2 separate regions of the Homo sapiens genome follow, and region 1 is linked to region 2. A link is an interaction called in ENCODE POLR2A ChIA-PET data of the cell type or tissue named here. Cell type or tissue: CD4-positive, alpha-beta T cell. All regions are shown on one strand.

Region 1 (4,000 bases), 81 kb after region 2:
AAAAAAAAAAAAAAAAAGCACTGGGGAGACTACAAATAGATTTCACCTCCCAGGCCAACACTGATCACTCTGAATCCTGTGTTGAGAATGGTTCTGAGACCATTTCCAAGTTTGGAAGTGGTGTAATCTATAAGAAATGCCTATAGAGGGCCCTGAAAGCAGCAGCAGTGGGACACAGATCATGTATCTGTCATCTTTAAGCTACAGATGTATTAGACATACATAAAACACACACAAAATCACAAAAGTGTAACATCGGTGTTACTGTCACTTAAGAATTGATGCCATTTGTAGTATGTTGTTCTTTGGTTATCAGTTGCTCCTTGAACCACACACCTGCCCTGCATCCAGAAAGGTATTGCCTATAGTATTTTCTCACATTAAGCCTGCATTAATTTGTTTCTGTACTATCTGGTTTGGCTGATGTTGCTATAATTTTTTTAATATCTGGGGTCTTTGTATTTGCATAATCTTGCCTGAATTATACTGCTGGGTTGGAGAAACATCTCTGGCTAACTAGAACAACCAATAACTTGTTTAAAATTTTCACATACTTTGCATTTGTTATCTTTCATTTACCATCACTTGGCTCAGTTTATTCTGTGTAATCTCAACCCACTAAGCTATGCCAACCTGTGCCCATTCCTGTGCTTGCTGTGTATGCATCCATTTCTCAAGGTAGCAGTTTGGCACCTGCTCCCTTAAAATAAGTCCAAGGTCTTGGAGTCCTTTAAGATCACAAACTTGCGAAGACAACTGCCAAGTCAATGACCTCTCTAACTTTGGAACATTGGCCACCTGGCTCTGATAATCACAGCAGCCATTCAGGCCACTGATTCCTCTCTGTGTCTCACTGTTCCAGCTCTGCCTCTGAGGAGGGGCCACCCCATAACGTGGGGCAGGGAAAATGAACTTCTAGGCAAATGGCCAATAGATGTCCTTAATAAACTGACCCATTTCAAAGCTTTCCCCTCTTAATTAAAATTACTGCTACCTCTGCAGAAAAATCCCCTTTGGACCTTCAAGTTCTTTTTAGACTCTTGCTTTCCTTTGGGTGGATAATGGACTACAGCTTCAGCTTCCCTTTAGGGCTCTTACAAGTGGAGGGAGACAAAAACGAGACAGGAAAAGAATTTGATAGGTGGTGAAAATGCCTCCCCTTGTGCCAAAATTGTGCCTGCCTTCATCTACTGTGCCTCTGGTCTCTGGCACCAACCATATCCTGACCTGTACACATAGGAGGGGGCAGAAAGCCTTTGTAACAGCAGGTAGAAAGCAGATGGAGCTGTCCCTTTATATAGGTATAGCTACTTAGGTACTCTCTTTCAGCCTCTTTCTGGGCATTCTATTATTTAAAAAAAAAAAAGACAGCAACCTTGAGATGAGCCATCACTGCTACCACAAGCAAAGGCAAATAACTCAGAGAACTTTATGAACATAAAATAGATTATCAAGTAAAACTTAAGAATACAACCAATACATCTCTAGCCATTTGGTGGGTATCCTAGAAGGCAGCTCCTGGACTCTTACATAAGAGAGAGACTGACAAGCCATTGTCGGAGTTGAGAGATGGTTAGCTAATCTCATACAGAGAAAAAAATAAGTATGTTTCTTATGTTAAATAACTTGCCTTATTGCCTGCCATGGGGGAAAAATAATATTTTGTGTTTCTTTCATTTTTTAGCCACTTTCGAGAAGTACACAGTCTTAAATTCCCATGATTGGGTTAAACCATTATAAATAGGCCTGAGAAAATCCACTCTGACTTTTAGACCCCAGCACTTACATTCAGAAATTTCTTTTCTCCTTTCTAAAAATTTTTTAAATTGCTTTTTCAGTTTCTGAGTTAGAGTTTCTCTTTTACATAATTTCTAGGACAAGTGATGGAATGTTTGTAGGAAAAAGAAGAATGCAAGATTGTTTTGTCAAACTGAACAGAAGCCCTAGAATAAGTACCTACTGGTGACCTTAGAGCCAGTCAATAATCCCAGGCACTAGGGAGGAGCAAATATAAATTTGATAATCTTAGAAAATGCTGTTCTAAAAACTGATCTATTTAAATATGTTTGCAGTATGCTTATTCATGCTTAGGTCATGCATCTTATTCAAGTCACAAGCAAATAAATATATAATGCTCATCAGATCTCCAAGAGATGGGTCTGTATAGCACTTGCCCTCTCAGAGGAGGTAGTTGTAGGCTTGTTGGAAGAATAATTTGCCTTAAATTATGCAAGTAGTTGATTGAACACGTTGTTCCTATGAGAAAGGATAAAATAAAAATACTCGCTTATTGTAACCTGGTTCTTTAAGGGAAGAGCGTTATCTGCAAAAGACACAACTATCAAAAAAGAATTCATATCCTGAAACTTGAATTTTAATAAAAAGGGAGTATGCCACTTCTCTAAATTGGGAATGAACATTATTTTTCTTTTTTCTTTCTTTTCTTTTTTTCTTTTTATTTTGAGACAGGGTCTCACTCTGTCATCCACGTTGGAGTACAGTGGTGTGATCTCTGCTCACTGCAACCCCCACCTCCTGAGCTCAAGTGATTCTCAAGCCTCAGCATCCCGAGTAGCTGGGATTACAGGTACACACCAGCATGCCTGGCTAATTTTTGTATTTTTTGTAGAGATAGGGTTTTGCCATGTTGACCAGGCTTGTCTCGAACTCCTGACCTCAAGTGATCTGCCTGTCTTGGCCTCTCAAAGTGCTGGAATTACAGGAATGAGCCACCGCGCCCAGCCCATGATATTTCTTTTTAGGGAGTACACTTTTACTGCTTCCACTTGATAATCGTCTAGGAAACTCTGCGGTTGACATTCATATGCATGGACTGTGTGCATAGGTAGAATTCCGTCCTTTATTTCTAAATCCAAGGTCTCAGTGACAGCATTTAATCCTTCTGAGTGTTAGGCACCAGGTTATTGATTTATTTGGCTTAAGCTGTGTTTGTATTACAGCTGAATGCATAGATTGTAAGCTCCCTACAGGCAAAATATAATTCACATTGTACAATTTAGAGGTGTTATTTTTGATAATGATAATTATATGTCTTCAATATTCCATCAAAAGCTTTGAAAGAGTTGCCATAATATGGTATTAAATCTTCAAAAGACTTGGCTTTCTTTTAATTTCAACAAATATTAGTAGAAAAATCCTCAAGGCCAGACAACGGGACAAGCCCCTAATTTAGTAATAAAGACAGGAAAATATTTATTGGGGGTGATATAAAATAATTTCCATAGGCCCATTATAGTAAAGAGCTCAAGGCTAGTATGAGGAAAGCATGAATAGAGTTTTGCAATGAAACTAAACTACAGGTAAAACTCCAGGTTGGAATATAAACGTTCTTTCTTATATCTGAAATGAGGGTAAGATTAAAGAAAGGCTGGGCATTGAGTTTCTGTTCTTCTTTAGCGTACTCCAGTATAAGGCAAGAAACATTCACATACATATGCAGAAAAGGGAAGGGGATTCTAACTGCAGACTCCCTGGCATCTAAGTCTCAGATATTGTTGGAACAATAGGAACCCGTCGATACCATCAGACCTATGAGCATAGTTGTTATTGCTTCCAAGATCTACTGATGTCACAGCTTGTGAGGTGTGTGACTGTGCACTTTCTAAATACGGGCTGCCCTCTTACTGCCATCTCACCCAACAAGGCTCATTGGTAAGATGGCAAACACAGGAGGTCAATAAACCCCTGCAAAATAAGATCTACATTTTTATCTCTTCTGTCCTTTGACTCTGCATGACTTGAAGAAACTGGGTAGTAGATTCTGTTGGGAAGTTTTCCAAATAGAAAGAACAAGCCAAGCAAAATAAAGAATGACCTTTCTTTCAAGAACCTTTTTTTTTTTTAAGTATTCACTTGAAAAGACACCAAGGCATCCTTCCTCTACTCTCTCCATTCCTACTCCAACCACAGCAATTGCCTGTCTACAGAAATAACCCTTAAGAAGTGGTTGGGAAATGAATGTGATGCCTGCCATCCTGGG
Region 2 (4,000 bases):
ATCTCCCTGGAGGATTTGAACTACAAGCTGTTCATGCAGCTTTGTTGTTGGAATTGACACTGCCAGTGTAACTCCAAAACCCCTAACCAGAGAACTTAAAATAGTGTCCTTGATGACTGGCCAAAGCTGAGGCAAACCCTCTCTGGAAGACCTCACCTTCAGTCCAGGTGGGCAGGAATTATACCAACATCAATGGGAAGATGCACCCCCATCTCAGAGACTTAGAAATAGACGGAAAATAACAATGGTGCAACTCAAGATGGATGGCATGTGTTAGCAAACAACAGCATACTAGTAATGTTCTGGGGAATTCCCACTAAGGAAGAAGTTGAGAGCACCCTCTTCAGATGCGTGATACAGAGCCAGGCAGTTTCCAGCATAGAGTTCCAACTGTTTTGCTTACTCTGCAATATGCACCCCCATTCTCCAGACCTGCTGACACCATGGCCACCACCGTCTATGTTCTAACATCTTTCAGCTGCTTCCAGTTCTCAGGACTCACTGAGCCACCCCACATTTCTGAGTTTTAAGAGTGTCATTCTGACCAGGCTACTGTCCTTGCTTCCCAAGACTGGTTAACCTACCCGTTAACTTTCCACACCCAGGTGAGGTTTGGCTCACCTTGTGGCACTTTCCATACCCAGGCAAGCTTTGGCTCCTGGGGGAAGCTTTCCCTGACAGTCTAGTTCATGTAACCCTTCTCGGTGTTTCCACAGCACCTTGCAACAGCCCACAAGCTGATGGTATTTACTGTATGCCAAGTGCTGATCTAAGCATATGACCTGTTTTATCTCAGTCCTTACAACGACCCTGAGAAGGTACAGAGGAGAAACTGGAGGCCAGAACGGTTCAACAGCTCAAGTCAGACAGCCAGCAAGTCAGGAGGATTCAGGATTCAGGATTCTGGGCAAATGCATTCTGGAGTCATGTTCTCATCTCTGCTTTATTCTGAATAGTTCTATGATACTTTTCATCAAATTATTGGCTCATCTAAGATAAATAATGATAACAGCTGCTACAATACACTGAGAACATATTGTGTGTCAGGCACTATTTTATGCTCTTGAATTAACTCATTTAATCCTCACAAAAATCCTATGGGGTAGAGAGTATCATTGTCCCCATGTTACCAATGAGGCTCTAAGCCCATCCCTTTACTCTACGCCTCTGACTCACCTGGCTGACTCCTGTAGGTCCCAGAGACACTCTCCTGGCACTAATTTTTGGCACTAATTTTTGGTGGCAGTTCCTGTGGCCCAGAAGCTGAGGTTGGCGGTTCTCCTATCAGATCTTTTACAGTGCCATACCTGACATTCTGATTTAATTAATTATGATTTTCACTTATCTTCCTTCCTAGACTGAGCCATGTCTTATTTATTTTTGTGCTTCTAGAACTTAGCACAGTATGTAATGCATAATTAACACTCAGTACTTACCTACATGAACTGAAGAACGCATGAAGAAATGGATGCCTGCTATCTGATGCTTTCTTACAACCAGACTTGGAGGCTCTGTTATGATGTGGAGAGTATAGCCTTTGGAGTCACCAGGTTTGAATTTAATATTGCCATTTGGTGGTTGTGTGACTTCTAGCACACTCCTCAACCTCTGAGGGAGGGAGTCTAGTTTCTTCATCAGTAAAATAGTGGTCATCATCTTCCCTTGCAGCTGACTCTAGCTCAAGGGATTTAGTTTAATAAAACATAAAGTGGCCTACTATAGTGATTGGCACACAATAGGTGCTTTGTAAATGTAATTTCTCTTCTTCCTTTCTTGAGGATCTTGAGCATTCAGTTCAATTGAGCAAAATGAATTGTCCATGGATGCCAGACACAGTGTTGAGGCTGCAAGGATGAACAAGACACAGTCCTTGCCCACAAGAAGATGACACTTTAGTGAGAGAGAATTTTAAAAAACAAACTATTTAATTCACATGAGACAGTGTTATTGGGACACATGGGATGGCCTAAGTCAAGCTGTTTGCATGACTCCCCAAAGGTTATCAAGTGTAGACTCCCAAAGAGCATCTTAGAGGCCCAGTTGTCATTAGCCCCCTCCCGATGGCCTGGAAAGCTGAGAAGCAGCTGTGCTCTTTTTGCTTTGGCAGCAGAGTTATGCCTGGAGCTGCACACACAGGTGACCCCTTGAGCATGTGCTGAAGGAATTAAGGTGCTCTGCTGTGATTGGCAGGTGGCCAAGTCTCTAGCAGGGGAGGAGGAAGCAGAAAGATTAGGTGATCAGTTACACTTATCTGAAATACTCATAAGCATCCGGGAGAAAGGGGAGCATTAATACGATATGGAAGGTATAAATGGGAGTGAGTGAAGAGTTCAGTGTTTAGAGGGAGGTTTAGGTTGAATATTTGCGATGGTTAAATTATGTAGGTTCTTGAATTTTGCCCTGTCTTCTTCCTTTTTCTTAGCAGCTGAGAGAAAATGGTGGGTACAGAGTAGGAGTGAAACGAAGAATGTCTTTCTGGTAAAACAAACAAGAGATTGTGGTTCCTATGCTGAACTGAAACTCCTTTCCTTCACAAGGTAAATGTGAGGTTATTGGACAACATCCAATACCCTTCTGCTTATTCTGCCCCTGACGTGGTCAGGGTTTTCAGGCAGATTCTAAACACACTGAGGGATATGTCCACACAAAAACTCATACACCACGTTGACAGCAGCATTACCATACAAAAGCCAAAATGTCCACCACATGATGAGTGGATCAATAAAATGTGATACATCCATACATTGGAATATTCAGCTGTAAGAAACGGTTGAAGTAATAATACCTGCTCTGACATGAAAGAATGTGAAAACACGTGGGTGAAAGAAACAGTCACAAAGTACCACGTGTTGCATGATTCCCTTTCTATGGAATGTCCAGAACAGGAAACTCCATGAGGCAGAGAGTAGACTAATGGTTGCCTGTGGCTGAGGGCAGGGTAGGGGATAGGGAGTGATAGTTAAAGGCCATTGGGTTTCTTTTGGAGATTATGGAAGTGTTCTAAAATTGACTGTGGGAATGTTTGCACAGTCTGAATATACAAAAAACCGTAAACTGTACACTTTGAGTGAATTACATGGTATGTGAACCATATGTTAATAGCCCTGTTTTTAAAATGCTGAGGAATGCTAGTCAAAGTACAACTGACCCTTGGCTCAACCTCTACCCTATTTATCCCAACCAGAGAATGGTCCTGGGAATGGTGTTCAGAGCTAACACATTCATAACATAACGTACACTAAATGATCGGTGTAGGGCCACTTGGAATACTAAAACAAAACTCTCTGAACATTAAAACCAAACAGAACAGAACACACTCTGAAAAGCAAGATGAAAGGTAAACAGAGGTGTGCGGCCACTATCCCTCCAGTTGCCCAGTCTAGACACCCAGGATTTCTTAAAGTAATCTCTCTCCCTCTAGATAGATTAGATAGATAGATAGATAGATAGATAGATAGATAGATAGATAGATAGATAGATAGATAGATACATAGATACATAGATACATAGATAGACAGACAGACAGGTTTAAACACCATCTATATGCTCTGCTGCGGTTCTGAAATATATACCTTAAGGCTGGCTATTTCTCTCAAACTGCATATGAATGATATATATTTTCATATATGTGACTGCCTTCTCAACACTTCCACTCAGATTTCTATAAGTGGGCATCTCAAACTCAAACTGAACACCTACAAAACCCAGCTCTTTATGCTCCCTTGTCCCCACTATCCTGCTCCACCTTCCTGTCTCAGGAAATGGCAATCCCATCCTTTCAGTTGCATAGGCCAAAATTGTTTGAGTCATCCTTGGCGCCTCTGTTTTCATCACAACTCATGTCTGATCTGTGAACAGTGCTGTTGGATTTCAAATCTTACCACTGCTCATCACTGCCACTGCTGCTGCCACCCTGGTCTCCTGTCTCTTTCCTGGATTATCATAGCAGCCTCCCCGCTGGTCTCCTGCCTTCTGCGGGAAGTGTCTTTGTAAGTCCTGG

The links. Peaks named below come from ENCODE experiments on the same cell type or tissue, not always from the same donor. Only the 100,000 strongest peaks of a DNase experiment are listed, where the experiment ranks them.
Region 1: POLR2A ChIA-PET joins it to region 2 with 5 read pairs; 2 of 35 experiments call an interaction of 5 or more read pairs at or near these places.

Annotation. Positions count from the first base shown.
Region 1 is chr12:67,459,362-67,463,361 of GRCh38, reverse strand. All of the region lies in intron 4 of LOC105369812 (a long non-coding RNA gene), which reads right to left. Among named protein-coding and RNA genes, the nearest start is that of LINC02420, 19 kb to the right of the region's middle. In CD4-positive, alpha-beta T cell, no CTCF peak of the experiment used is centred here; no DNase peak of the experiment used is centred here.
Region 2 is chr12:67,539,971-67,543,970 of GRCh38, reverse strand. The region is part of intron 1 of LINC02408 (long intergenic non-protein coding RNA 2408); the gene reads right to left. Among named protein-coding and RNA genes, the nearest start is that of LINC02408, 22 kb to the right of the region's middle. RefSeq lists an enhancer at 2,167-2,246 and a silencer at 2,437-2,496. In CD4-positive, alpha-beta T cell, no CTCF peak of the experiment used is centred here; a DNase peak (open chromatin) is centred at 2,190.